Regions from separate parts of the Homo sapiens genome. Here region 1 is linked to region 2. A link is an interaction called in ENCODE POLR2A ChIA-PET data of the cell type or tissue named here. Cell type or tissue: B cell. All regions are shown on one strand. Links, peaks and the distances in the headings refer to the core of each region. The heading gives the core; the rest is flanking DNA. Region 1 overlaps LOC105378719 (a long non-coding RNA gene). Region 2 overlaps EPS15 (epidermal growth factor receptor pathway substrate 15).

Region 1 (15,381 bases), core at 3,130-11,129, 110 kb after region 2:
TGGTTGCCATGTATTCATCTGGGGCAAGTGTTCCAAGAAGAGGCAACAAGTGCAAAGGCTCTGAGAAGGAGGATGAGTTTGTCACATTTGAGCATCAGAAAGAAAGCCAATGTGGCTTAAGCACAGTGAGGAAGGAGGTGAGGCTGGAGAAAGGATGGAGTCAAGACTTCTCATGATATAAGCCATGGGTAGGATTTATAACTGGTGTAGTGGGAAGCCTTTAAAGGGAGTGACATAATCAGAATTATATTTTTAAAAGGTCACTTTAGCTGCTGTGTGCTAAGTTGGGATGTCGGTGTATAATCAATCGGGATGTCAAGTACACAGTTAAAATATATTAACCTGCATCAATCAGAGTCCTATGGAATATATGTGTGTATATATATATATATGTGTGTGTGTGTGTGTGTGTGTGTGTGTGTGTGTGTATATACACACACACACAAAGGATAGATTGTATATATATATATACACACACACATATATATATACACACAATATAATCCCACAGAAGAGGTCTTGGCTACAAATATAAATTTGGAGGTATATAAGTGGTATTTTAAGCCACATAGCTAGATGAGATCTTTAAGAGAGAGGAGCAATTGGCCAAGAACCATGCATGCCAAGTACCCAGAACTGACGAAGAGAACCCGAGCCCTGAGAGTTGGGCAGAGAAAATGGAAGCAGCAAGGAAAACAATGACTGGCTCTAAAAATAAGAGCCTCCTTTAGAATTCTAGGTTGTTTGCCCATTGGCAGGGTGGTCTTCTCTTAAAGGGAGTGTCAAAATTGCAATTCAACTAATATTTACTAATCACCTACTATGTGCAGGGTGCTATGCCAAGTTCTGAGGAAACAAAAACAGATAGGACCCAATCCTTGCTCTCCAGGAATTCTCAGGCCAGTTAGGGACATGGACCTTTAGGCAACTAATTTAGGATGAAAGAAGCCTGGTTTTGGTGCCCTAATAAATGCAAGAACAGCAAAAGCACAGAGGCAGAGAGATGTACCAGATATTGTGAAATGACTTTACTTGTATCACCTCATAGAGTTCTCTCAATATAAACAACTATTGTTTTCCTCATTTTACAGAAGAAGGAACTGAGTCTCTAAGATGGAGGATATACAACTGACAAGTAGTAAAGTCAAGATACACAGCCAGGTCTGTCTGACTTCAGAGACCAAGTGCTTAATCACTCTTTCATTTTGTGATGGTCTGATAGAGCTGGAACATAAGGTTCCTGGGAAGATGGAGCATCCAGAGAACAAGGCAGAGGGAGATAAAGAGAAAAGGGGGAACAGGGCCGAATTGGCCCAGGCCTTGAATGCCAACTGGAGGAGTTTGGATTTAGTTCCTCTGGGCCAGAGTTTTTCAATATCAGCACTATTGACATTTGGGGCCAGATAATTCTGTGTGTGGTGGTAGTGGGGTGGGGGTAGAGGGCTGTCCGCTGTATTGTAGGATGCTTAGCAGTGTCTCTGGCTTTGACTCATCAGATGTAAGTAGCACTCCCCAACCCCTGACAGTTGTGACAACTAAAAATGTCTCCAGACATTACCAAATCTCTCCTGGTGTGTGTGTGTGTGTGCCCGCGCACACACATATGCTAATTCGACAACTAGTTGGGAATGGCTGCTCTAGGCACTAGTTGGGTGCAGTTTTAAAAGGAGTGTGACATGGGCTGGGCACGGTGGCTCACGCCTGTAATCCTAGCACTTTGGGAGGCTGAGGCAGGCAGATCACCTGAGGTCAGGAGTTCGAGACCAGCCTGGCCAACATGGCGAAACCCAGTCTCTATTAAGAATACAAAAATTAGCCGGGCATGGTGGCGCACCCCTGTAATCCCAGCTACTCAGGAGGCTGAGGCAGGAGAATCACTTGAACCCAGGAGACAGAGGTTGCAGTGAGCCAAGATCGTGCCATTGCACTCCAGCCTGGGCAACAGGTGAGACTCTGTCTCAAAAAAAAAAAAAAAAAAGTGTGACATGATGAACATTAGAACATTAGGAATGCTCCTTTAATACTAGCAACTTAGCTCAGCATGGTGCTGCATGACTGTAGTCCTAGCTGCTCAAGAGGATGAGGTTGGAAGATCACTTCAGCCCAGGAGGTCGAGGCTGCAGTGAGCTATGATTACACCACTGCACTCCAGGCTCAGTGACAGACTGAGACCTCATCTCTAAAACAAAAAACAAAACACCAATGACTTCTGTTATAACAAGCACTGTTATGTTCATAATGTGTTAGCCCTTGTGAGAAATTGTATTATGTTTAAATTCTGGTAAGCTGGAATCGCTTGTACTATTTTGGTTACATTCCCATGGAGTCTGTTCATTTTCTGTGAAAGGATAGATTGAGTTTACCATGTGCTCCTCAAGGGCAGTGAGCACAGTGGCTTCTTTGTTTTTATATTCTAAGTCCCTAGCACAGTGAATGTTAAATGAATAGATGAATTTTAAAAAAATTATTATATACATATTTATATTACTTTTTAGAATATCATGCTTAGATCAGAGATTTGTCATAAGTCTAATATGTAGTAAAAAATAAGCATCTTTATTTGTAAGCAACAATATCTGTTTTAATCTTTTGATCCAAAAATTCTACAAGCTGATAAAATGTGTAGACTTTATTTTCAGTTCTATTTTTCAGATGAAAAAAATCCATGTGATATTTGCAGCATCCACAGGGTTTTATTCAATCTGTAAGAATATATTATTAATTATTCACTTGTCTTAGTCCATTTGTGCTACTATAACAAAGTACCTAAGACTGGGAAATTTATAAAGAACAGAAATTTATTTCTCACAGTTCTGGAGGCTGGGACGTCCAAGATCAAGGTGTCAACTCCTCTCTGAAAGCTGTCTGCTTCCAAGGTGGTGCCTCTTGCTGTGTCCTCACCTGGAAGAAGGAGGCAAAAAGGGATGGACATTGTGTCTTCACATGGCAGAATAGATGGAAGGACCAGGCTGCTCTCTGAAGCTTCTTTTATAAGGGCATTATTCCTGCCTATTAGAGCAGGGCCCTTATGGCTTAATCACCTCCCAAAGGCCCCATTTCATCTCAAAACCATCACCTTGGTGTTTTAAGTTCCAACATATGAATTTTGGAGGGACACTTACATTCAAACCGTAGCACCACTATATAAAGCACTTTGGGTTAACTCAATGTGATTTAATTCAATAACTATGGAGCTACCCCTATGAACCTAGCACTAAGAGAGATATAAAAGCACAGTAGTTATCCTCTAGATATGTCTAATGAAAGAGATGTCAGGCTTAGAGGGTATGCCTCCTTGTTCTGTCTCTTACCAACTGCGTGATCCTGAGTTCATTGAGGCCATATCATGATTTTTGTGGGCTCTAGGCACTTTTGCCCTTATGGACCCCTTCTTCCATAAAAAAGCATTTAAAGATATATTTATGACTGCATCAGCATAAAGACAAACACAAAACAGGCTGGATTCATTATTATATATTCATTATTATTATGTTCTTTTTTTCTTCTGGTTTTAAAAGAAATTAAAATTAAAACATGTTTTCTTAGGCTCCTGTAAGTATTATGGGCCCTAAGCACTGTGCCTACTGTGCCTAATGGGTAAGTCAGCTTTGGGGCCAAGTATTAACCTCATCTAGTTCTCATTTCCCTCTTTGTAAAATTTTGGTCTTGAAGGGTTATTATAAGGATTACTTGAGGTACTTAGAAGTTGCATAACATCAGAAACCAAGTCCGATTTGTTTTCCACAGTGTAACTAGAGCACTTGGCACAGAATAAGAACTCAATAAGATGAATGTGAAATTACTAACATAGTGTCAGGGTATAGTAAACACTTGATAAATATCAGATTTAGTTCACGAGACCTCCCAGGGAACAGTTCAGGACATACATAATAGATATCAGAAAGCTGTTGTGGATGGTACAGACCCTGAATGTCACAGGAATTCAGATCAGGAAGGATTATGTGGATCGGTTGGTTAGCATGCTTTTTAATTTTTTATTTGTTCAGTGCATCCATCCCACTTAACTGCAGCTGTAACACTGTCATTAGCAGTGTAGGTAGGAAAAGGATGTGTTCAAAACCATCAATTCTATACTCCAGCCTGGTATATTTACATATGCAGGGAGTTGTACCAGCATTGCCCTGTAGCTCCAAATCCTCTGCAGATTTAATTACAAAGCTACAAAGTGAGTGCATAAATTATGCACTAAGGCCCATGTTTGGGAAATTACTGTGTAGTCCTGGGAATTAGATAGGAGATTAGATCTTTGTAATTGATATACTTCCACTTAAGGGTTGAAACCCTGCAGATCAGTGAGAACTTTGGTCTAAAGACAGTTTGTCTGTGGTTCTGCAGGGCTAGCTGGACATTTAAACTCCAAACACTAGCTATTGGGAGGCAAAGAACTTTGCAGTTATCCAATCCTGCTCAGGTCTCCCTCTTCAGCTTCATCTCCCCCATGGGTTCACTTGTCCCATCACATCTGGAAGATGCACAGTAAATATTACCAAGCCTTTTGCCTTTACCTATACTGTTCTCTTTGATGGAATATTCTTCCCCTCTTCATTCTGGGAAACCCCAAAGAGAGTGCCTGTTTCTAGTAGCTACTCTACAAGCATTAGTTTCTTCTCCCTGAGTAAGAAGGCAAAGGTTTCATGTCAGTAAGCTCAGCTCAAATACTTTTCCTTGTGAAAGCCCTTCTTACCTTCCTAGGAAGAAGAAAAGAAAAGAAATGCACCTGTATTGGACACCAATTAAGTACAAGCACTTTGCTGGGTCCTTTGCATTTATCATCTTGTTTAATCCTCAGGGCAATTTTGTGCAGAAGGTATTCTTATCCTTAGTACCTAGGTCAAGAACTTGCTGTCTAAATGGTTAAGTAACTTTGCCAAAATCTCTCTGCTAGTCAACAGCAGAGGTGGAAATGGAATCCCGTCTGCCTGGCTGTCTCCCTCAGGCCAGTCAATTGTTCCATTCTTGGGGTTCTTTTTTTTTTTTTTTTTTTTGAGACGGAGTCTCACTCTTTCACCCAGGTAGGACTGCAGTGGCGCGATCTCGGCTCACTGCAAGCTCCGCCTTCTGGGTTCACGCCATTCTCCTGCCTCAGCCTCCCGAGTAGCTGGGACTACAGGCACCCACCACTGTGCCCAGCTAATGTTTTGTATTTTTAGTAGAGACGGGGTTTCACCGTGGTCTCGATCTCCTGACCTCGTGATCCGCCCGCCGCGGCCTCCCAAAGTGCTGGGATTACAGGCGTGAGCCACCGCGCCCAGCCAGGGCTCTTAAAATTCTTCCATCCTGCCTCTACCCTAACACATGTCTCACTGTATGGTAATTTATTCGTATACTTTCATAATCCGTCTCGTTCATGAAACATTTTTTTTTAATTTTTTTTTTTTTTTTTTTTTGAGACTGGGTCTTACTTTGTTGCCCAGGCTGGAGTGCTGTGGCACAATCACAGCCCTTTGGAACCCTGACCTCCTGGGCTCAAGGGATCCTCCCACCTCGGCCTCCCTGGTAGCTGAGACTACAGACACAAGTCACCACACCCAGCTGATTAAAAAAAAATTTTTTTTTGTAGAGACGAGGAGTGGGGCGGGGAGATGTCTCACTATATTGCCCTAGTTGGTCTCAAACTCCTGGGCTCAAGGGATTCTCCCGCCTCTGCCTCCCAAACTGGTGGGATTACAGGCATGAGCTACTGTACCCAGCCAACTAAACTCTTGAATCAGAGAGCAAATCTTACTTCTTTCTGTATCCTTAATGCCTGGCACAAGGACTAGCATGCAGTGGGTGCTCAAAATATGTTGATGGAATAAGGTAAATAATAACAAAACACTAGGGCTGGGGTGGTGGCTCACACGTGCAATCCCAGCACTTTGGGAGGCCAAGGCAGGAGGATCACTTGAGCTTAGGAGTTCAGTGTCAGCCTGAGAAACATGGTGAAACCCTTTCTTGGCAAAAAATACAAAAATTAGCCGGGCATGATGGCGTGCACCTGTAGTCCCAGTTATAGGGTGGTTGAAGTGGGAGAATCACTTAAGCTCAGGAGGTTGAGGCTGCAGTGAGCCATGATCGTGCCACTGTACTCCAGCCTGGGCAACAGAGTGAGACCCTGTCTCAAAACAAAAACAAAAAAAACACTTTGCAGTTTGCAAACCATTTTCAAATATATGATTTCACTTAAGTATGAATAAGCATAAGATAAAGTTCCTGCTTTTGTTAACTAGCAATATAATCAAGAAAACAAGTTATGTGCTGGTGAAACAAAAATTCACAAAACAGTATCAGGAATAACAGTATTGTATACAGATAAAGTAAATTTACTGAGGCCAAAGCGAATGAGAACTGAGAACAAGATTTTTAGATTTGGAGAGAAAACGATCTTACAGCTCTATTTAGGGAACTGGATGGGACATTTTAAGTACCTTATGCTATTTCATCCTCACAAAAACCCAGTGAGGTTCATGATACTGCCTCTCTTTCCTAGAAAGTGGACAAAATCTTAAATAGGTTTAAGTGATTTGCCCTAAGTCACACAGCTGGGTTATGGCAGAGCCTATTCTATGTTCTGGTCTCTAAGAGTCCTCTTCTTTTTTTATTGTAGTTGTATTATTCTGCGCCAATATTTTAGGAGATACTAGTAGTTAATATATTTCTCTTTATAGGCAATAAAAACATTTCAGCCGGGGTCTTCTGGCTAAGCCCTGTGGTGTATGTAGTAGAAAAAGTATGTGTCTTGGTTTGGGTTGGAGTGCAGGCAAATTATTTAGGATATGATATCAGTAAACCCGGGTAGGAGTTGGGTAGTAAGACAGAAGTGAAGATAGTCAATAATGTATACATTATTAAGCTAGTTACCATAGTGGGCAATTGGACCTCAGTTATGCTGTGGAACTCTGGGAGACAGTGCAGGGCACATTCAAGGTATCCCAATGGAGGGGTGAGAAAATTGGGGTATTATTCAACTCCCTATACATCATTGGTTCTGATAACATTAAGTCTCCGAAACTCCCAGCTTGCTCTGTGCACAGGCCAAGCATGTTCCCTGGTCAGAAAGAAAGAAAGAAAACCAAAATCTTCAGGCAGTGAGCTGCGTGTGTTCCCTATAATAGCCTTCAGTGTCTAGAAGTGAATGCCAGGAAAATATGGACAGGAAACCAATAGCATCTGCTACAGAATGTAATGGGACGCAAATACTGCCTCTACCACTTCATTTTACATTTAAAAAAATTCATTAGGGCTGGGTGCGGTGGCTCACGCCTGTAATCCCAGCACTTTGGGAGACCGAGGTGGGTGGATCACCTGAGGTCAGGAGTGCAAGGCCAGCCTGACCAACATGATGAAACCCCGTCTCTACTAAAAATACAAAAATCAGCCAGGCATGGTGGTGGGCGCCTGTAATCCCAGCTGCTCGGGAGGCTGAGGCAGGAGAATCACTTGAACCCGGGAGGCGGAGGTTGCAGTAAGCCAAGATCCCACCATTATACTCCCGCCTGGGTGACAGAGTGAGACTCTGTCTCAAAGAAAAAAAAAATTCATTAGGTATTTATTGTAAGTCCATCATACACTAAAGGGATTAGCAAACTGGTTTTGAAGACCAAATATGGCTAGCTTCATGGTTTCTTTGTTTGTTTTTGAGATGGAGTCTCGCTCTTTCTCCCAGGCAGGAGTACAATGGTGCGATCTTGGCTCACTGCAACCTCGGCCTCCCGGGTCCAAGTGATTCTCCTGCCTCAGCCTCCCAAGTAGCTGGGATTACAGGCGCCTGCCACCACACCTGGCTGATTTTTTGTTTTTAGTAGACACGGGGTTTCACATGTTGGTCAGGCTAATCTTGAACTCCTGACCTCAGGTGATCCACCCGCCTCAGCCTCCCAAAGTGCTGGGATTACAGGCGTGAGCCACCGCACCTGGCCTAGCTTCATGTTTTTATAAATAAAGTTTTATTGGAACACAGCCATGCCCATTCACTTATGCTTTTGCCCTACTACATGGCAGAGTTGGGTGTTTCTGATAAAGAACATCTGGCCCTCAAAGCCTAAAATATTTTACTATCTGACATTTTATAGAAAATGTTTGCCAACCCCTGAGTTAGGTATTTGGGATACTGAGATGAATAAGATTATTCCCCTGTCCTTAAAGCGTTTACAATCTAATGAACAAGACAAATGTGCAAGCCAATAAAGGCAGGAAATTATTACAAGTGCTACAAGAGCCATTTAAATAAGGGAACTGGGATTTCTAACTAGCTGGAGAGATAAATCAAGAAAATCAGCCAGGAGCAGTGGCTCACACCTGCAATCCCAGCACTTAGGGAGGCAGAGGCAGGAGGATAGCTTGAGTCCAGGAATTTGAGACCAGCCTGGGCAACATAGTGAGACCCCATTCCAAAAAACAAGAAGATAAAAAAGAAAATCTTCATAGAAGAGATGACAGACACTTTAATGGAGTCCTGAAAGATGAGTAGGTATTTTCCAGACATAGAGGAGTAAAGACATTCAACACAGAGAAGACAGAAATAGCAGAAATGTCCCAAGGATCAATAATGGCATGAATTTAGGGAACTGGTATCATATTTGGAGGTGGGAAGATAAATGACACAAAAAATAAGTCTGGAAGTAAGGAATTAAATTTTATCTTTTCCTTAGAAATATGATTGGCTCTCAGCCGGGCACAGTGACTCAGGCTTGTAATCCCAGCACTTTGGGAGGCTGAGGTGGACGGATCACAAGGTCAGGAGTCCGAGACCAGCCTGGCCAACATAGTGAAACGCTGTCTCCACTAAAAATACAAAAATTAGCTGGGCGTGGTGGCAGGCGCCTGTAATCCCAGCTACTCAGGAGGGTAGACAGGAGAATTGCTTGAACCTGGGAGGTGGAGGTTGCAGTGAGCCAAGATCAGGCCACTGTACAGAGCTAGACTCCGTCTCAAAAGAAAGAAACAAAGAAAGAGAGCGAGAGAGAGAGAGAGAGAAAGAAAAAAGAAAAGGAAGGAAAGAAAGGAAAGAAAGAAAGAAATATGACCGGCTCTCACAGTCAGTGTGGAGGCTAGGTTTAAGGTAGCAATAGTGGAGTGGATAACGCCAAGCTACTGTAGCAATCCAAGCATTAAATGGTGCAGGTTTGAGACCAGTTAGTAGCAGTGGACATGGAAAGGAAAGGCTGTGTGATTCCAGTGCAGGCTGGTTTAGGCGCCCCTCTTTGCCCAGAGCACCTTTATCCCTGGCTTGGCATGTGTTGCCGTGTGTGGCAACACAGACTCTGAGATCCTTGAGGACAGGAACTATGTAAGACTGATCTCTGTATCTTCAGCACTATCTTTAGCACTTCAGGATTCAGCATAGAATTGCTGTTTACTGAAGGCCACTTGCTTGGAAAAATGTAGTGAATTAATATACTGCAAATTTATGGCTGTGATGATTTGTCTTTAAGTTATGGGGACCTAGGTGGATATAGAATGAGGAAGAGGGCATGAGAATTCTGCAAGACTTCTGGTTGGCACAGAAGGCTGTTGCAATCTGACAGGATGTCCCTGTTTGAACAATAATGCTGCTTATTTCAGCTCTTTAAGGAGGCAGGCACATGATTATAAATGGCAAATGCCTGGCAAATTCAGAGCTGACATAATTACCTGGTGGTACTTTTTTAAAATATATTTTTTATCCTTTACAAAATGGCTTTTTAAGTAGTTACAAGTACAATGTCTGTTACTTGTAGAAAATTTGGAAAACATGCCGGGCGCGGTGGCTCACGCCTGTAATCTCAGCACTTTGGGAGGCCAAGGCGGGCAGATCACGAGGTCAGGAGATCGAGACTAGCCTGGCTAACACGGTGAAACCCGGTCTCTCCTAAAAATACAAAAAAAATTAGCCGGGCATGGTGGCGGGCGCCTGTAGTCCCAGCTACTCGGGAGGCTGAGGCAGGAGAATGGCGTGAACCCGGGAGGCGGAGCTTGCAGTGAGCCGAGATCGCGCCACTGCACTCCAGCCTGGGCGACAGAGTGAGACTCCATCTCAAAAAAAAAGAAAAAAAGAAAAAATTTGGAAAACACAAAAGTATAAAGAAAAAACATAAAACCAACCATAATCCCACAAACTGACTACAGATGTTTTTCTTTTCTTTTCTTTTTCTTTTTTTTTTTTTTTTTGAGACAGAGTCATGCTCTGTCAGTGAGGCTGGAGTGCAGTGGCACGATCTCAGCACTGCAACCTCCCTCTCCTGGATTCAAGTGATTCTCCTGCCTCATCCTCCTGAGTAGCTGGGATCACAAGTGTGCACCACCACACCCAGCTAATTTTTGTACTTTTAGTAGAGATGGGGTTTCACCATGTTGGCCAGGCTGATCTCAAACTCCTGACCTCAAGTGATCTGCCCGGCTCAGCCTCCCAAAGAGCTAGGATTACAGGCGTGAGCCACCACACTTGGCCTACAGATGTTTTTCTGTAGTATATCTATGTAATCTTCTGGGTAGATAGGTATATTTTTTATAAAATTGGAATCATACTGTGTGTGTATATATGCACACAACTTTCCATCCTCCCAGCTCTCTTATTCCCACTAAGTCTCTCTTTAACCTCAAAGGAGATCCAATTCAATCTCTTGGCTTCTTCCTCCTAATCTATTCTCCTTTCCTGCCATAATCAGCCTAGATCTCATCAGCTATGTCTATCTGTTAGCAGCAGTGAATCCATACGGGTTTGCAGCAAGCTCAATTCTCACCTCCTTGGAGGAAAGAATTTGGCCAAGGGGCATATGGCACAGTGAGAGACTGACTGAAGTTTTAGAGCAGGAATGAAAGTTTATTAAAAAATTTTAGAGGAGGAACGAAAGGAAGTACACTTGGAAGAGGGCCAAGTGGATGACTTGAGAAATCCAAGTGCCCCATCTGACCCCTGACTTGGGGTTTTATACATTGGCATGGTTCCAGGACTTGCATCTCTCCTCTCTTGATTTTCCTTGGGGCAGGCTGTCCGCATGCACACTGGCCTGCCAGCACTTGGGCGGGCCGCATACACTGTATTTACTGAAGTTGTGCATATGCTCATTTAAGGCGTTTTTCCCTTACCAGTCTAGTGTTCCTAGAGGAAGGTCATATACAAGTTAAACTCCACCATTTTGCCTCTTAGTGTGCATGCTTGAGCCCACTCATCCAACTCCTGAGATCTTCTCAGGAAGCTGCTGATCATCAGCCTCAAGTGTCTTCTGTCTGTTGGGAGACTGCCTTTCCCTGGCACCAGCTGCGACCAATTATTATTTTATTTAATTAATTATTTTTTGAGACGGAGTCTCACTCTGTCACCCAGACTAGAGTGCAGTGGTGCAATCTCAGCTCACTGCAAGCTCTGACTCCTGGGTTCAAGTGATTCTCTTGCCTCAGCCTCCCCAGTAGCTGGGATTACAGGAGTGTGCCACCATGCCCAGCTAATTTTTTTTTTTTTTATTTTTAGTAGAGAAAGGGTTTCACCATGTTGGCCTGGCTGGTCTGAAACTCCTGACCTCAAGGAGTGATCCACCCACCTCAGCCTCCCAAAATGCTAGGATTACAGGCATGAGCCACCACAACTGGCCTTCAATGATTATTTTAGAGAGATAGTTTAACAATCTCCTGACCATCATCTGATGGTCACCTGACATTCCTGGATTGGGGGGGGGGGCTTTCCTGCCCTGCTCTTGTCCGCCTAACTACCTACTCTAACATATAGGCTAACCAGCTACTCTCAACTTCTTCCTTCCTCCACCTACCTTATAAATCTCTCTCACCTTGGATAATTCCAGTGATGCACCTCCTGTGTTCCTAGACACAGGCTGCTGAGAATTGCTGGGGGAAAAAAAAAATCCCTCAACCATTCAAAACAAGATAAGCCAGTGCTACCAATAGTTTGTATGTTTAAACTCAGAGGGACCCTTATTGCTACTTCCATCCCTTTTTTTTTCACTTCACAGAGCCCTTCCCTCTTGCCTTTTACACTTCATCACCTTCTTAAAGTTCACTGTCTAATTCTATGACCTCCCCTTCCCCCTTCCTATCTGTTAATGACCTAATTCATATAGAAATAGAGTTCACCAAGGAGAATGCCTCTTAATTTCCTGCATTTGATCTTGAAGTATTTTCCGTAGGCCTTAGCTTTCTCAAGCCTCTCTCATTTTTCCCCATTCTAATTATTGATTCTTAATCTTTTTTCCTGGTTTCTCTTCTTTTTCCTCTTCTTTAAATTTTGCTGTCCTCTAGGGTTCCATCCTGAACCATACACTCTATCCACATTCCCTGATCTCAATGCTTCCTATGCCTTCAGCTACCTTCTCTCTCCTTTTTTTTTTTTTTTTTTAGAGATAGGGTGTCACTCTGTCGCCCAGGTTGGAGTGCAGTGGCACCATCAAGGCTCACTGCAGCCTCAACCACCTGGGCTCAAGAGCTCCTCCAATTTCAGCTTCCTGAGTAGTTGGAACTACAGGTATGTGCCACCATGCCTGGCTTTTTTTTTTTTTTTTGGTAGAGACAGGGTCTGGCTATGTTGCCCAGGCTGGTCTCAAACTCCTGGCTTGAAGTGATCCTCCTGCCTCATGCCTCAACCTCCCAAAGTGCTGGAATTATAGGCATGAACCACCACTCCTGGCCAGCTACCGCCTATGGATTAAAACTCAAATGTGTAATTCCAGCACTGGTTTATTTCTTGAGCTCCAAATTAGGATATCCACTTGCCGGCTGAATGTCTATTTTTTTTTTTTTTTTTAGACGGAGTTTTGCTCTTGTTGCCCAGGCTGGAGTGCAGTGGCGTGATCTCGGCTCACCACAACCTCCACCTCCTGGGTTCAAGCGATTCTCCTGCCTCAGTCTCCTGAGTAGCTGGGATTACAGGCATGTGCCACCACGCCCGGCTAATTTTTTGTGTCTTTAGTAGAGATGGGGTTTCACCATGTTGGCCAGGCTGGTCTTGAACTCCTGACCTCGTGATCTGCCTGCCTCGGCCTCCCAAAGTGCTGGGATTACAGGTGTGAGTCACCACTCCCGGCCCCACACATATATCTTACAATGTAGAATATTCTTGTCACAATACACTGTGGATGAACTCATTAAGGACGCTGTGAGATAATTGCTACCTGAATTAGAATGTGTAATTCACTGTGGAACATAGTAAAGGTAAGATTAGCTCTATCTGGGGGTGGGCACAGGTGTGGGTGTCCAAAGAAACTCTCAAAAAGGAACTGATATTTGTTGTTGTTGTTGTTGTTGTTGTTGTTGTTGTTGAGATGGAGTCTTGCTCTGTTGCCCCGGCTGGACTGCGGTGGCGCAATCTCTGCTCACTGCAACCTCTGCCTCCCAGGTTCAACAATTCTCCTGCCTCAGCCTCCTGAGTAGCTGGGATTATAGGCGTGCACCACCATGCCCAGCTAATTTTGTATTTTTGGTAGAGACGGGGTTTCACCTTGTTGGCCAGGCTGGTTTTGAACTCCTAACCTTAATTCAGATCATCTTCACAAACATTCAACATGGGCTGCTATGCCCCAGGCAGTATTGTTATATTGGAGATAGAGAGGTGAATAAGTCACTGACCTCAATGAGATTTTAGCTGGAGAAGCTACTTTTTCCTTGACTATCATTTATTCAAGAAAGTGGCTTGGGAGAATTAGCTCCCTAATCTCTATGAGCTCCTCTCAGCCAACCCAAATAAGTACAAAGCGTAAGTAAAAATGGTTTCTGGCAATCCAGCTTCCCTAGCCTTCCCTGACCCTTTTATTCAGATTGCCTGCTGCTGCTAAGCAGATTGCCTGCGGCTTTGTGTTCCATGTTGTCTACGTGAGGCACTGTGCTAAGCTTGTGGATGCACATATGACTGAGTCCTCAAAGAACCCAAGAGATAGGAGAACCAGGCACTCAATGAGTAGATGCAATAGGTTGTCCCAGACACTGTTACATGTTTGTTCAGGGTGTAGATGGGGCTGTAAAGAATGAAAGGTCACTTCCATCTGTGAAGGAGGGTGTTTGTAAAATGTTTAAAGCCCGAGGTAGCTGAGATGTGGGTCTCCAAGGGGACACTGGAAGGAGAAGACAAAAGATCAGTTCATTCCTCTTTTCTTTCCTTAGAACACTTACAGAACCTAAATCTCCTAAAATATTTTCTCTCCCTTTCTCAACTCTCTTTTGCCTGAAAATCATAGCTTTTCCTAAACTTGATGTTTCACTTTCTTGCTCTGTAGCTAGTGGAAAGGGTGAAAAAAAAAAAAACAGGACTGTGAACAAAACAGGCTATGCCTTATTTTGCTTCTACCAAATATAAGCATGATCTTGTTTCCTCTACACCCAGCAAAGGACAGTCAATGTCTTGTAGGTTTCTGTGTTTTTCCTTAATAAAACAACACTGTAGGAATGTTGTTTTATTTGATGCTCGACAAATACCAATTAAGAAACATGACAACAATAACAGCAATAACAAAAAGCAGTTGGTGTGAAGTTTAGGAAGAGAAGACAGCAAACCAACAACAACAGAATGCATTATGAAGTAATTTGTACCTACACTCTTGGCTGTGAAAAGTTGGAAATAATTTTTGCTAGAAACTAAGGGAAAAAATTAATGGTCTAAACAGCTGTGTAAAGGAAGGAAACTTCCTATGGAGAAACACAAGCCATTCTTGTTCTTCCTTTTTAAAAACAAAACAGGCCAGGCACAGTGGCTCACACCTGTAATCCCACACTCTGGAAGGTCAAGGGGTGGGGGGTGGATCACCTGAGGTAGGAGTTTGAGACCAGCCTGGCCAACATGGTGAAACCCTGTCTCTACTAAAAATACAAAAATTAGCCGGGCGTGGTGGCGGGCGCCTGTAGTCCCAGCTACTCAGGAGGCTGAGGCAGGAGAATCGCTTAGACCTGTGAGCAGGAGGTTGCAGTGAGCTGAGATGGCGCTACTGCACTCTAGCCTGGGTGACCGAGTGAGACTCTGTCTCTAAATAAATAAATGAATAAATACATACATACAAAACAAAACTTGGCTAAATGATTATTCAGTTACAAAAGTTAGAAACCTTGGTATTATCTCTGATTCTCCTTACTCCCTCCTCATTTAATTCCATTGCTTAGTGAGTTTTAAAATCTTATCTCCAAAATGTTTCTCAATAAATATACAGAATAGTATCTTTCCTATTCTTCATCCATGCTGTCATTGTCCAAACTGAAACTCTCTATTGCTTGATTAGCTTTTTAAAACTCTCTTTGTCTTCTTATCTCATCTTGCTCCTCTCCATTTTGTCCTCAGTTTTGCTGCCAGAATGGTCTTTCAAAAATCATGTCTTTAATATTTATTGATATTCTGAATGGCAGGATGAATCTGTCCCAGCTCCTGTCCTTGACGAGTTTTTGATGTTTTACGGTTAACATTGACTCTAC
Region 2 (15,381 bases), core at 4,127-12,126:
AAGCCAGTTGAGAGGCCCAAATCCCCAAGAATTCATCCTCTACCCAAGTACCCAAAGTACCTATGAATACATTTCAAAAACCACTTCAATAAAACAATTAAATGAATATACAAACTGACATACAGAAAGGTAGTGATGTCATCAGATATAAACTGCTTGCAGAAAGGCAGTTCCATTAAATTCACACTACAGTTCAAAGAGTTCCTTGGTCAGCTTATGAACAGACTCATCTGAAATTCAATGTTTGAAGGATCGACTGGGTGCAGTGGCTCACACCAGTAATCTCAGCACTTTGGGAGGCTGAGGCAGGAGGACTGCTTGAACCCAAGAGTTTGAGACCAGCCTGGGCATCACAGTGAGACCTCGTCTTTACAAATAATTTAAAAATTGGCCAGGTGTGGTGGCACATGCCTGTAGTCCCAGCTACTTGGGAGGCTGAGGTGGGAGAACTGCCTCAGCCCAGGCAGTTGTGGCTGCGGTGAGCTGTGACTCTGTGACTGTACTCAAGTCTGGTTAACAGACTGAGACCCTGTCTCAAAAAAGAAAAAAAAGGTTTGAAGGATCAAGTTTGCCTCCATATGAATGTGTAAGAGTGTTCTGGGATCAGGATGGGAATCCAGGAAGGCTTCATGGGGTGACATCAGAGCAGGAACTTGAGGTATGGGGAAGATGGGGAGAGGGTGATTCTACACAGAGATAGCAGTATGCACAAAGGCATGCGATCAACAGAAAACTCAGTTATGTCTAAAAAGAACAGCAAGAAGTTCTGAACGATAAGAGGGATAGGGAGATAAGATTATAAAATTTTGTAGAAGACAACTTATGAAGGGTTTCATCTGCCATTGTAGAGTAAAAAAAAATGAAGTCGCCCAGGCTGGAGTACAGTGGCGTGGCACGATCTAGGCTCACTGCAACCTCCGCCTCCCAGGTTCAAGTGATTCTCCTGCCTCAGCCTCCCAAGTAGCAGCATTACAGGCGTGCACCACCATGCCTGGCTAATTTTTGTATTTTTAGTAGAGATGGGGTTTCGCCATGTTGTCTAGGCTGGTCTCGAACTCCTGATCTCAAGTGATCCACCCGTTGTGGCTTCCCAAAGTGCTGGGATTACAAGCATGAGCCACCACACCCGGCCTTAGGAAGTAATTTTAATGGTCTGGTTGAGGGGCTGAACATTGACAATGGCAGAAGAGAAGGGTATGGCTTGAAAAAAAGTTTGTAACATAGATTTGACAGGACTTATTAAGTGGGTGAGGGGGAAGGAAAGCATAATTTTAAAAATACATAAAATGTGTACACACACACACAGTAGTTTCCCCTTATCCACAGTTTCACTTTCCACAGTTTTAGTTACCCTCAGTTGCTCGCCGTCAGAGTATTAAATGAAAAATTCCAGAAATAAACATTTCATAACTTTTAAATTGTAAACCATTCCAAGTAGCATGATGAAATCTCATGCCATCCCACCCAGGACGTGAATCCCTTTGTCCAGGGCATCTACTCTGTATATGGTACCTGCCCATTAGTCACTTAGTAGCCGACTCAGTTATCAGGCTGACAGATCACAAAAAGGATGAGTATAATACAATAAGATATGTTGAGAGAGAGAGAAACCACATTCACATAAATTTTATTACAGCATATTGTTATAATTGTACTATTTCACTATTAGTTTTGTTGTTAATCTTACTGTGCCTAATTTATAAATTAAACTTTATCACAGGTATGACATACACACAGATATATATATTCGAACTCAAGACTGCAAGTGTGTGTGTGTGTGTGTGTGTGTGTGTGTGTGTGTGTGTGTCTCATACTGGTTCAGTTTTTCTGGAGAACCCTAATACATCCAGTCTCAGAGAGGTTACCTCTCCAGGCCTTTAAAAGGCAGAGTCAGCCAGGCACGGTGGCATGTGCCTGTAATCCCAGCACTTTGGGAGGCCAAGGTGGGCGGATCACGAGGTCAGGAGATCAAGACCATCTTGGCCAACATGGTGAAAGCCCGTCTCTACAAAAATACAAAAAATTAGCTGGACAGGGTGGTGCATGCCTATAATCCCAGCTACGTGGAAGGCTGAGGCAGGGGAATTGCTTGAACCCGGGAGGTGGAGGTTGCAGTGAGCTGAAATCACGCCACTGCACTCCAGCCTAGCAAAAGAGCAAGACTCCACCTAAAAAAAAAAAAGGCAGAGTCAGACGGATGTGGTGGTTCATGCCTGTAATCCCAGGAGGGGATTTGGGAAGCTATTGGGGGAGGATTGCTTCAATCTAAGAGTTTGAGATCAGCCTGGGCAATGTAGAGAAACACCATCTCCACCAAAAATGCAAAAATTAGCCGGGCATAGTGGCATGCATCTATAGTGTCAGCTACTCAGGAGGCTGAGGCAGGAGGATTGGTTGAGCCACGGAGGTCAAAGCTACAGTGACCTGTGATTGTGCCACTGCACTCTAGCCTGGGCAACAGAGTGAGACCCTGTCTCTCAAAAAAAAGTCAGAGTCAGGACTTAGGTGTCCTGCTCCCAGCTCTGTGTTGCTTCCCATATGCCCTGGTATGCCCAGGAAAATCTTGATTTACCGTCATTGTCCCAGCATCCCATTCAGCTTAACATATGTCTCCGATTTCCCATTTTTAAAAAGAAACTATTATTGGGCCAGGTGTAGTCGCTCGCGCCTGTAATCTCAGCACTTTGGGAGGCCGAGGCAGGAGGACTGCTTGAAACCAGGAGTTTGAGACCAATCTAGGCAACACAGCGAGATCTTGTCTCCATTTAAAAAAATTTTTTAAATAAAAAATTAAATTAAATTTTAAATTTTAAAAAAACTATTATCAATCATTATATCAAAATACACTAAAACCAGAATGGATTTTGTATCTCTACTGTGTATATCTAGTTTCTGGCCAAGTTATCAACTAGTAGTCTATAAGTGCTTTCACCACATAAACAAGTGATGAAATCTGGAAGAGAACTAGTGATAATTCCATCTTTCTTGTTCTGATTCTTTACAGATTCAACAAAACAACTTCTTTGCAAGGGGAGTGCATAGACTTACTGAAAAGTATCCTCAGACTTAAGCAACCATGGGCAATTAACTCTGTATGGTCTTGCAAAATATTAGGAGAAATATTTGACACTGGTGCTCCTGTTGGTTACCTGGTATGCCAGGCAGTGCAGTGGCATGTACAGTGACCACAAGACACACTAGGCCACCAGCTGGCTATGTCAGTGGGAAATTGCAGGTTGGGTGCAAATGAAGTATGTGCAAAGTCAATAGTATGAAAACTCTTAGATGGTTTTGTCATTTATTGTATTGTACAAGTCTACAACTGTTTATTTATTTTGTTGTTTGGTAACCATTTTATTATTTCATAAGCCTTTTCAGGAGCAATGAGCTATAAAGACATCACTGTATCCAATAAAAACTAAGCTCTAAATTTTCATTTCTCCAGAAAATAGATGGGCAGACAATTTGCAGAGAACCACTGAGGCAGTTTCTATTTATCATGGAGCTCTAGTGACATCACTATTAATGAGTCAGCTTCAAACGTCAACATTTATAAATGTTTTCATATTCCCACTGTTAAATTTTTAAGGATAAGACTGATACTGAATACAATAAAATAGTGCAACAGAGCAATATGTGTATTCTCCTTGCAACCTGTCATCGGACTTCCGAGGCTAGTACTTTCAAAAAACTACTTTATAAATCCAATCAATGTCTCAATAGTGAGTCTTTTTAAAAATAAGTCCTCTAGAAATTGGTTGCATACTGTTCAAAATCAGTTGGAAACCTTTAATCAAAAGTAAAGTTTAGTGAGCTGGGCATGATGGCGCACACCTGTAGTCCCAGCTATTTGGGAGGCTGGGATGGGAGGATCACTTGAGCCCAGGAATTCATGACCAACCTGGGCAACACAGTGAGACATCATCTCCTTAAAAAAACAAACAAACAAACAAAAACAAGTTTAATGAATAAAGCTCCAGAAAACCTTCAGCTTTTGAAGCTTTTAGCAAATACCAATTATTATCAACAAAGTTTGCCAAGACACTGAAATATATCCTTCAAAAGCAAGGAAGAACCGAACAAATTAAATGAGAGTTCAAATAGTACACGAGATTTCATTTTGAAATTTTATCATTATATTTTGGAATGAATTTTAGAAGTTCCATCGAGGGTCTTTTTTTTGAGATGGAGTTCGCTCTTGTCGCCCAGGGTGGAGTGCAATGGCACTATCTTGGCCCACTGCAACCTCTGCCTCCCAGGTTCAAGCGATTCTCATGCCTCAGCCTCCCAAGTAGCTGGGATTACAGGTGCCCGCCACCACATCCAGCTAATTTTTGTATTTTTAGTAGAGATGGGGTTTCGCCATGTTGGCCAGGTTGGTCTTGAACTACTGACCTCAGGTGATCCACCCACCTCAGCCTCCCAAAGTGCTGGGATTACAGGTGTGAGCCACCATGCGCAGTCGAGTCTTTCTATTTTTAAGTAGGTGAAAGAAAATTACAGGCCAGGCACAGTGGCTCATGCCTGTAATCTCAACACTTTGGGAGGCCAAGGCGGGTGGATCACCTGAGGTCAGGAGTTCGAGACCAGCCTGGCCAATATGGCAACACCTCGTCTCTACTAAAAATACAAAAAAAAAAAAATAGCTGGACATGGTGGCGGGCACCTGTAATCCCAGCTACTAGGAAGGCTGAGGCAGCAGAATTGCTTTAAGCCAGGAGGCAGAGGTTGCAGTGAGCTGAGACTGTGCCATTGCACTCCAGCCTGGGCTACAAGAGCGAGACTGCATCTCAAAAAAAAAAAAAAAAAAAAAATTAGAGAAGGCCTACAATTTTGCAACACTTAAATCTGGTGGAACATATAAAATAATCATAAATAGGGACAACTTATTTGTATCAAAGACAGTACCTTGTGACTAGATTGGACAATATAGGGAGATCCTGTCTCTATAAAAAATGAAAAGTAAAAACAGAGATTACCTTTAATACAGGCAAAAGGACACTGCCTGTGAAAATACTGAGACTGATATATTTATAATTTTCTTTTCTTTTTTTTCTTTTTTGAGACAGAGTTTTGCTCTTGTTACCCAGGCTGGAGTACAGTGGCATGATCTCCACTCACTGCAACCTCTGCCTCCCAGGGTCAAGTGATTCTCCTCCCTCAGCCTCCCGCCACCACACCTGGCTAATTTTTGTGTGTGTGTGTGTGTATTTTTAGTAGAGACGGGGGCTTCATCACGTTGGCCAGGCTAGTCTTGAACTCCTGACCTCAGGTGATCCATCTGCCTCGGCCTCCGAAAATGCTGGGATTACAGGCATAAGCCACTGCGCCCAGCCTATAATTTTCAATAAGAAAAAAATTAGAATTAAGAATATTCTCCATCTAGCAAAATTTTTCCTGAGCTAACTGGGGACAGCAGCACATATAAAGTATGTTAGCAACTAAAAACATTATTGGTTATAGTGAAGCATCAACTGTAGAAGTTAACAACCACAAGTATAAAATGTAACTCTGCAAAATACTGCAATTTTATGAAAAAATTAAAACTAGTAAAACCAGATGGAAAATCATATTCAGAAAAGTATCAGTGACACAGTATTAGTGACAGATTTGACCGAGAAACTGATAAAAATATTTATTACCAAAAATAGTTTGTTTTTAAATATTCAACTGAAGTCCATGTTAAAAACTTTGTTATAATGTACAACAAAATGTTTTAGAAATTGTTTTTGAAAACAGACTTTAAATGGAGCTATTTTATTGATCTACTAATGCAATAAAAACTATTTTAATGGTTGAAAAAAGTAAATATTCCAAAAATATATAGAATTTTAAATATTTGTAGTACCCCCTTTCATTCTCAAAAATGTACCAGTTTGAATGAAAAATTATATAGTCATCTACTTAGTTATGACAACAGTATAAATACTTTGCCAAAGACAGCAAATTAAATATGTTCCCTCAATAATAAAAAGTTAATTTTAATTGGATTTTTTGAATACAGGGAAAAAAAACCTCATACACAGTAAGAAATCCTGATCTCCAACCTGTGCCTTAATAATCCTCACATTACAGGTTCATTGGTTACTACCTAAACACATAGGAGAAGATATTAGCTCACCAAAGTGTTCTAAAGTACACCCTGTGCTGATAACTACACTAATGTGATACAGCTAAGTGAGAATGGAAAAAGCCATCCAAAGTGCCAAGTCACTCATCAAGCAAGATGATCAAAGAGTGTTTCTGGTGTGTCTCAGTAAAATTGGCTTTTGTTGTTATTGTCGGACTATGAACATGATCACTTTTTAGGCAGGGAAAAAAAAATCACATATAATGAATGAACAGAGGAAAAAATTGAAAGGCATAGCTTATTAAATGGTAACAATGATTATCTCTGGATAGCAAGATCATAAATGATTTTTACATTCTTCTTCATACTACTCTGCAGTCTCTGGAAACTCTGAGAATAAACACATCCTAATTATATAATAAGAATGAAACAATAAGGCTATTTTCAATCTAGAGAAAAATATAAAAATCCCCAAATGTGATCAGTATATAAAACTGCATATGAATTTTTAACAATCAAATTAATTTCTAAAGGAAAACTTTAACTCCAACTGTCAAAATCAAAATCTGACCTTTTACAATTCTGTTATTACAATTTAAAAGCAATTATATATTCATTACCTATATCATAAATTCTTACCAGCTGTCACAAAGTTAAATATTCATAAATGTCAGAATTCTTTTGAAAGAGTCCATTGCTATTTCTTACTAGTCTGAAAAATGTAAAGTACCTGTAAACAAGAGATGCTAGAAAGCCAATAAAGTTTTGTAAAAAAAAAAAAAAAAAAAAAAAACTCAGACTTTGTATCAGAAAGGTATTCAAAGCCCATTCTACTACTTCTTAGGTATGATCTTTAGTAGCTTATTTTACCTCCTTGAAAAGCCTGTTTCCTGATCTGGTTGGTTTTGAGACAGGATCCCACTCAGTCCTGGCTGAAGTGCAGTGATACAATCACACTGCTGCCTCAAACCTCTGAGCTTAAACAATCTTCCCAAGTAGCTGGAATTATAGGCATGAGCCACTACACCCAGCCTCTCCTCCTTTCTTTAGTAATAGTACCCCTAAGCTTTACATACACACACCTAGCTAAAACCTACATTTCCCAACCTCTCTTGCAATTTCAGTTATTCATCAATGGAATGATAAAAGAAATGTGTCCAACTCCGAGGATGTGCATCTAAAGAGAAAGGAAATGCCTTCTGACTCCTAACCCTTCTCATAGCTGGCTAGAATACAGATATAGTGACAGAATCTAGAGAAGCTATCTTGGATTGCGACGGAAAACATGGGAAAAATACAGCAACACGAGAAAAAAAGCCTGAGTCCCTGACACCATCATGAAGCTCCTACAGCACTCTACACCACCTACCCCACTTGGATTGTTACTTGTTACTTGAAATTTGTGATTTTGGTTTAAACCAATATCCTAACTAATGTAAAAAAAAAAAACAAAACAAAAGGAGGAACTGCTATTTTTGTTAAGGAAAAAATATGTTATTATAATTACATATATAGCTATAGAAATGTAAATATAATAAACTTTACTAAGAAAAAAATTTTTACAAAGTATAGCCTAGTATACCATATATATATATATATATATGTATGTATGTATGTATGTATTTTTTTTTTTTTGGAGATGGCGTCTCCCTCCGTCACCCAGGTTAGAGTGCAATCACGTGATCTCGGCTCACTGCAATCTCCGCCTCCCGGGTTCCAGCAATTCTCCAGCCTTAGCCTCCCAAGTAGCTGGGACTACAGGTGCACACCACCACGCCAGACTATTTTATTTTTAGTAGAGACAGGGTTTCACCATGTTTTGCAGGCTGGTCTCAAACTCCTGGCCTCAGGTGACTAGTACAGCATCTTAAGGTGTTTAGGTGGTATTATAATTCCCAGTCGTCTGTTTCCCTCTTGTATACACAGAGTATATAGCCTCTCTCTCTTTAAGAGTAGTATTAATATCCCTGCCTGTTGCCATGTGACTTGTGGTGTCTCTCCGTGGGTGTTCCAAGGGTGGGTTTGGCCATATAACTTGTTTTGGCCACTGAATCTGGGAGAAAGTTCCAGTTCCAAGTAGAAGCTTCAACAGCTATTGTGTGTTTCTGACAGGTCTTACTGTTTTCTCTCTACCAAGAGAACAATATGTCACAAATAGGGACTGCTCCTCCAGCCCGGATCCTCAAATGAGAAAGAATCACAGAGCAGAACCATAGCTGATTCCTAGGAAGCCTATAACGTGAAAAACAAATAAACCCTTCTTATTGTAAGCTACTCATATTTTGGCTTGTTTCTTAGTGCAGCATAATCTAGCAAATGTTAACACATAAGTAAATCAACACCAAAGTGTATCAAGTAGTAATAAAAAAGATCCCAGTTACTAAGGAAATTTATAGGTTAATAATTAAATGTCAAGAATTGTCTCATATGGAATTTCTGGTGTCATTTTTAGGGGAGGGTTATGTGGGAGGAGATATTAGAGTACATGACTTTGAGAGTACAAGATTCTCTAACACACAAAATAAACTGAAATTTTAAATGATTTAGTCTTATTATAAATGGTTACAGTACAATGTGGAAGGCCAGGCATGGTGGCTCACACCTATAATCCCAGCACTCTGGGCGGCCAAAGCGGGCAAATCACGAGGTCAGGAGTTCAAGACCAGCCTGACCATCATGGTGAAACCCCATCTCTACTAAAAATACAAAAAATTAGCTGGGCGTGGTGGCGGGTGCCTGTAATCCCAGCTACTCGGGAGGCTGAGGCAGGAGAATCGCTTGAACCCGGGAGGCAGAGGTTGCAGTGAGCCGAGATCATGCCATTGCACTCCCGCCTGGGCAACAGTGCGAGACTCCATCTCAAAAAAAAAAAAAAAAAAAAACAGAAGTGAAAGTAAAATAAAGAGACAACCTCTAAAACATAATGCCAATCTTTTCTCAGTTAATCACAAGGTCAGATACTAGGGAGTCGTCAGTAAATAAATTAATAAAATGGAGAGGGGAGTGGGTATGATTATAGAGGGTAACACAAAGGATCTTTGTGACAGAGCAAGTCTTTATTTTGATTACGCTTACAGTTACATGAACCCACACATAATAAAACTGCATATGGATAGAACTATATATGCAAACACACTAATGAGTATCTATAAAACCGGCAAAATTTAAATAAGGTCTGTGGGTTATACCAATGTCAATTTCCTGTTTTTGCTATTGCTGTAGTTATGTAAGATGTTACAATTAGGGAAAATTGGATGAAGGGTGCATAGAGCCTCTCGGTACTACTTTTTGCAACTTCCCATGAAAAGGCAGTATTGAAGACCAATGTGAAGTAGAGAGAAGGTGGCAAATCAGGCAGTAAGAACACTGTGCGATGGCAAATCAGGGCCAGGTAGTAAAAGGAAGACAATGGAATAGATTTTATCCCTTCAAATAAACCACTCTTTTTAGTTTTGCTCTTTAAAAAATTTTTTAGTCTCTTAATGCACACAATTTTCTGTAATTTGCCATAAAATTATTTCTGACATATTAACACATAAAAATTCAACTACTTAGAATTCCACCTTCTATTACTCCATTTTCAAGAGGGCTGAGAAATCAGAATGGGGACTAGCCACCACAGCCTTTCAACTCCCACCTCAACCACCACCACCACCCTTTAAAGATAGAATAGCAACTCCTAAGGCCAAAGTACTAAATGAATACACCAAGAGTCTATGTTTTTATACACATAGGTTTATAGTTTGCAAGACAGAACATTTAGAAGCTTTTGATAGGCTATCCATATCTAGAAAAGGCTTGTATATTTTACAATGTAAAAGAAAACAGGATGAAAACTAAGAGTAAACAGAAGAATGAAAAATAGTAAGGAGCAATAGTGATTAACAGCAATCCAAAGTGACAAGGAAAATAGAAACCGGAAGCTGTTTGCTTATTACAGAAGCTAGTAATAAGAGAAATTTGAGAAAGGAGAACAACTCTAAAGCTAGGGTGGAGGGCGTGGTGGGGCAGAGAAAGGCAAATCACCTGGGCAGTCCTCACCTTTAGAACTGGAGAGGGTGGGGAGTCAAGGAAACACAAGCAGCCACTTGAGCAGTTCCCTTACAGAATGCACAGTGCACATATTCCTCAGCTCTGTAATTCCCAACTCATTTAATTTTTTTTTTTTTTTTTTTTTGAGACAGAGTGTTGCCCAGTCTGTTGCCCAGGCTGGAGTGCAGTGGCACAATCTCCACTCACCGCAGCCTCCACCTCCGGGGCTCAAGTGATTCTTCCCTCAGCCTCCTAAGCAGATGGGACCACACCCAGCTAATTTTTGTATTTTTTGTAGAGATGGGTTTTCACCATGTTGCCTAGGCTGGTCTCAAACTCCTGGATTTAAGTGATCCACCTGCCTCGGCCTCCCAAAGTGCTGAGATTACAGGCATGAGCCGCTGTGCCTGGCCCTCATTTAATAATTTAATAGACATAAACTGGATGCTTTCTAGGTACAAGACAATAGGTTAAGGTGTCTGGAGTTAAAATAATCAGATAGGGCTCCTGCCTTCAAGGGCTTAAATTCTAGTAAAAATTGTAATGCTACCTTCTGCAAACACGCTAACATCTCATGTTTGTTCCATAACAAAACATTACAAATTGACTTAGCAGGCAAAGACCTAGGAATACTGTAAATACAGTATTCTAAAGAAAGTTTTCAAAATCCAGATAAAAAAATATATTTGCTCTGGAGATTCACTTCTTTCAAAAATGAAAGAAGAAAGGGACTTTAGAATAGACAAAAGAATTTCAAAGAGATAGTACAGAAAATACTACTGAAAAACGATGGATGTAAAGACCATATCACCAACTCAAACCAGTAATGGGCCAGTTTTTAATTGAATACAACTCAATTTGATCAAAAATCTAGGTGACATAGAGACAGAATGAAAGCAAAGTATAGCTTGGGTCTTTCATCAGAAGACTTAGTGAGCCCTATATACATCATTCTAGGTAGGCCAAAAAAACAAACAAACAAACAAAAAAAACAGATCAGTGGAAGAAGCATGATCTTTAAGCATGAATGACTAATATACGAATTTATAAAAATCCTCTCACCTCCTTTGTAGCCCCTCAAATGGCAGCTGTCAGGTTTTAACGACCTGCCTATCTCAGGTTTTAGAAATGTGAATAAACTCCTCTTTGCTCACCAGCAGCTTGTCCACATTACACTATTTAACTTCTTGTTTTAAAAAACAAAAACAACAGCCGGGCGCGGTGGCTCACGCCTGTAATCCCAGCACTTTGGGAGGCCAAGGCGGGCGGATCACAAGATCAGGAGTTCGAGACCATCCTGCCTAACACAGTGAAACCCCGTCTCTACTAAAAATACAAAAAAAAGGCCAGGCACAGTGGCTCACGCCTGTAATCCCAGCACTTTGGGAGGCCAAGGCGGGCGAATCATGAGGTCAGGAGATTGAAACCATCCTGGCTAACATGGTGAAACCCCATCTCTACTAAAAATACAAAAAATTAGCCAGACGTGGTGGTGGGCGCCTGTAGTCCCAGCTACTCGGGAGGCTGAGGCAGGAGAATGGCGTGAACCCGGGAGGCGGAGCTTGCAGTGAGCCAAGATCGCGCCACTGCACTCCAGCCTGGATGACAGAGCGAGACTCCATCCTCCAAAAAAATAAAAATTAGCCAGGCGTGGTGGTGGGCGCCTGTAGTCCCAGCTACTCTGGAGGCTGAGGCAGGAGAATGGCATGAACTCAGGAGGCGGAGCTTGCAGTGAGCCGAGATCGCACCACTGCACTCCAGCCTGGGCGACAGAGCAAGACTCAGTCTCAAATTAAATAAATAAATAAATAAATAAATAAATAAATAAATAAATAAATAAATAAAAATAAAGCTCTATTCTTTTGAGGCTCTTAACTTTCTTTTTTTGGGGGGTGGATGGGAGGACAGAGTCTCCCTCTGTCGCCCAGGCTGGAGTGCAATGGCACGATCTCGGCTCACTGCAACCTCCGCCTTCTGGGTTCAAGCGATTCTCCTGCCTCAGCCTCCCGAGTAGCTGGGATTACAGGCGTCACGCCTGGCTAATTTTTGTATTTTTTTTAGTAGAGACGGGGTTTTACTATGTTGGCCAGGCTGGTCATGAACTCCTGACCTCAGGTGATCCACCAGCCTCGGCCTCCCAAAGTGCTGGGATTACAGGCATGAGCCACGGTGCCCAGCTGAGGCTCTTAACTTTCAACTAAATTACTCTCTCCTCTTCCTTTTCATGTTAACTTTCAAGCTCCTGGTCTCTACCTCATTTACCTAAGGCTTTGATGGCTCACTGTCATCTTCTCTACCCCAACCCTACATCAAATTTAGTAATTTCAATTATCAATTTGCACAACCCATCCACAGCCTGGCTTCTTACTTCCTTGATCTCTTTAACTTCAAGAACCTCTCCAAAACACAGGATCAACAGTGAACACATATATTATGTCCCAGTCACCCTCCTTGTCCCATAGTAAAATCCTTCCTTGCCCTTCTATCTTCAACCAAAAGTGCTCCACCTCCTTAATCACTATTTCAAGCACCTTGTCCTCCAACCACAACCTCTTCTTCCAGATTATAATCCTTTGACCTCTATAAAACCTCTTATCCATGGGCCCAATAGACTTTGATCCCTCAGGCCCTCTCTATTTTACTTTCTCTTCCACCTTATTCAGTTTAGATTCTACAATTCATCATTTCAATAATTCTCCTGCCAATAACCTAAATTCCCTTGCTCCTCTTGTCTTATGACACCAATATAGCAAAATCCCAAACCTGAATGAAACCATCTAAAAACTTTTCTTTGATGCTGCAGCTGAGAAAGTCACTCAACAAGGTAGACCACTATTATAAATTCATGATCACTGTATCAGTTCACAAGGGCCATAACAAAGTACCATAAACTAGATGGCTCAGAACAGAAACTTACTGTCTCACAATCTGGAAGCCAGAAGGCATTAGGGAAGGATCTGTTCCAGGCCTCTCTCCTACTCTTGGTAGTTCTTTGGCTTGTGGCAGCCTACCTCCAATCTTCCCATGCCATTCTCCCTGTATGTCTGCGTTCAAATTTCCCTTTTTATAAGGATGCCAGTCATACTGGATCTGTGCCCCACTCTACTTCATATAACCTTAGCTAATTATATCTGCATCAATGTTATATCCAAGTAAGGTCACATTCTCCAGTACTGGCAAATTTTGAAGGGACACAATTCAACTCATAACAATCAGTAACCTCAATTCTTTCTGGCAAACCTACTTTTAAACTCATTCTCCACAGCAACTATGTCAGGGCAGAAATGTAACCTTAGTGGGACCTATTAGAAAGGGGTCCACTGGACTTGTAATTATAAAGTATGCAAGCCTGAAGCTTTATAATCATCTTAGTTCTACAACAGAATAATTTGCCTTAGAATGGAGCCAAGGTACAAAAAAAGAAAAACTAAGTAGTGACATCACTGTGACCCTGACACACCAGAAGCCAGGTCTACTAATGGACCTACCATTTATATAAACTAATGTTTTCTGCTTAAGACTGTTAGAATTGATGTTTCCTGTCACATGCAAACAAAAAGGTTCTGATATGAGAATGGATAAAACTGACAAAGTGAGTTTTATTTATTTTTATTTTTATTTTTTTTTTTGCTGGCAAGTATGTAGAGTAAGAGTTTTACAGTTCTTGACTGGTTTTGGGAACCATACAGAATACCAGTCAAGAAATATAAAAGAATAACCAAAGAATATAAATCAATAGAAATCTTTGGTGTTTTAATTCTTTTTATACTATAGACCTAACATTTTAAGAAATATGCCCATACAAATTTTTCAAAAAAATCAAGTGTAATTTAAAACAAACACCATTTCCTAAATAAATCAATTTCTTAAAGTGAACTAAGAAAACATATATTTTCAGCATATTTATTACTTGTTCCATTCCTTATTTCCAAACAGCAAAGAATTTGGCAAAAAAAAAACCTCTCCTTAATTATTTAAACAATAATGACAGTAATAACTTATAAAGTGGGAGAGATGGCAAGCCCTCAGGGTTTACTGCTGCCACCCAATTGGGTGGGATGATTAATAACCCAGAAATAACAGCTTTGATTAGTGAAAGGTGACATGGACTAGTCCAAGGTAAATAAACATGCCAATATTTATACAAACAAATGAAGAACAGCTTAGGCAAGGAGAAAAATATAAGCTCTGCACAAATGAGACCAAAAAATTTTTTCAATCAGTAATCAAATGTTGCTTTTTAAAATGGCAAGTTAAACTGTAAAGTATGAATTTAAATAGCACATTTTAAAATCATATACACAGTGTTTCACAGCTTCATAACAAATAACATACATTGAATCTCATTAAGCATTTCCTATACTCCAAGTACTAGTCTAGGCACTTACACATTAAGCCCATTTAACCTGAGGCACATACTATTATACCCATTTAACAAATGAGGAAAATAAGACATTAACTGAGTAACTGACTCAAAGTTACACACCTAGTTAAGTGTTGGTAACAGGATTAAAATCCAAGAAGTCTGATTCCAGGACTTTCACTCTTAATCATTAAGTTTGTTGCCTTTATAATCAATGTTACTATTATTTTCCCCATTATCGTACTAAGCTCTTTCATATGAATTGTAACATTTGAACTTGATAACACTCAGAGAAGTATACCATATTCCCCCAATTCTAAGAAACCTTTAGTTGTAAGTGCCACCTTCCATTTAACAAAAGCATTACCAAAATGAATAGATAATTTAAAAGCATACTTTTTATTCACCTACAATTGCATACATTTATTCATCATTTTCCCCTAGTATCATAAACAAACATTAAGTCAAAGCTTTCTTCACATTCAAAATCTGAAGATTCTTCTGAATTGCTTTCGGCAATTATGCCCAGAATCAGACAGACTTGCTGCTTCATATAATTTAGGCCTCACTTCTAACACTGATCTCTTCAGTATAAAGAAATATTTTAAAATACTGCAGTTTTCTGTTACATTTCCTTTTTTCTATTTTTTTAAACTGTTAATTTTTAAAATTCACTCCATTATAGTCAGAACTTGAGTAACAGTCACTGGATAACATATCAACTTCTCATTTAGCTTTTAAAATTCTACAATGTTCTCCAAGAGTTTAACAATTACTACTATCTAATGTCTACTATGTGACATATGACAGTGGACACTTCGATTCTGAGTTCTAGAATTTTTTTCAGTGCCCTGTACCCTGAATGGTGCTTGACACATAGAAGATAATAAATATTTTATAAGTGAACAAAAATGAA

The links. ChIA-PET counts read pairs that join two places held together with the same protein. Peaks named below come from ENCODE experiments on the same cell type or tissue, not always from the same donor. Only the 100,000 strongest peaks of a DNase experiment are listed, where the experiment ranks them.
Region 1: POLR2A ChIA-PET joins it to region 2 with 11 read pairs; 4 of 35 experiments call an interaction of 5 or more read pairs at or near these places.

The regions. Positions count from the first base shown.
Region 1 is chr1:51,597,033-51,612,413 of GRCh38, forward strand. LOC105378719 (a long non-coding RNA gene) reads right to left here. Exons shown (of 3, transcript XR_947339.4): 3 at 13,951-14,036. It also overlaps a transcript of OSBPL9 not described here. Among named protein-coding and RNA genes, the nearest start is that of OSBPL9, 12 kb to the right of the region's middle. RefSeq lists a silencer at 11,102-11,284. In B cell, for the core only: no CTCF peak of the experiment used is centred there; no DNase peak of the experiment used is centred there.
Region 2 is chr1:51,481,634-51,497,014 of GRCh38, forward strand. All of the region lies in intron 1 of EPS15 (epidermal growth factor receptor pathway substrate 15), which reads right to left. Among named protein-coding and RNA genes, the nearest start is that of EPS15-AS1, 29 kb to the right of the region's middle. In B cell, for the core only: no CTCF peak of the experiment used is centred there; DNase peaks (open chromatin) are centred at 6,994, 9,108 and 10,058; H3K4me3 peaks cover 2,130 bases; H3K27ac peaks cover 4,270 bases.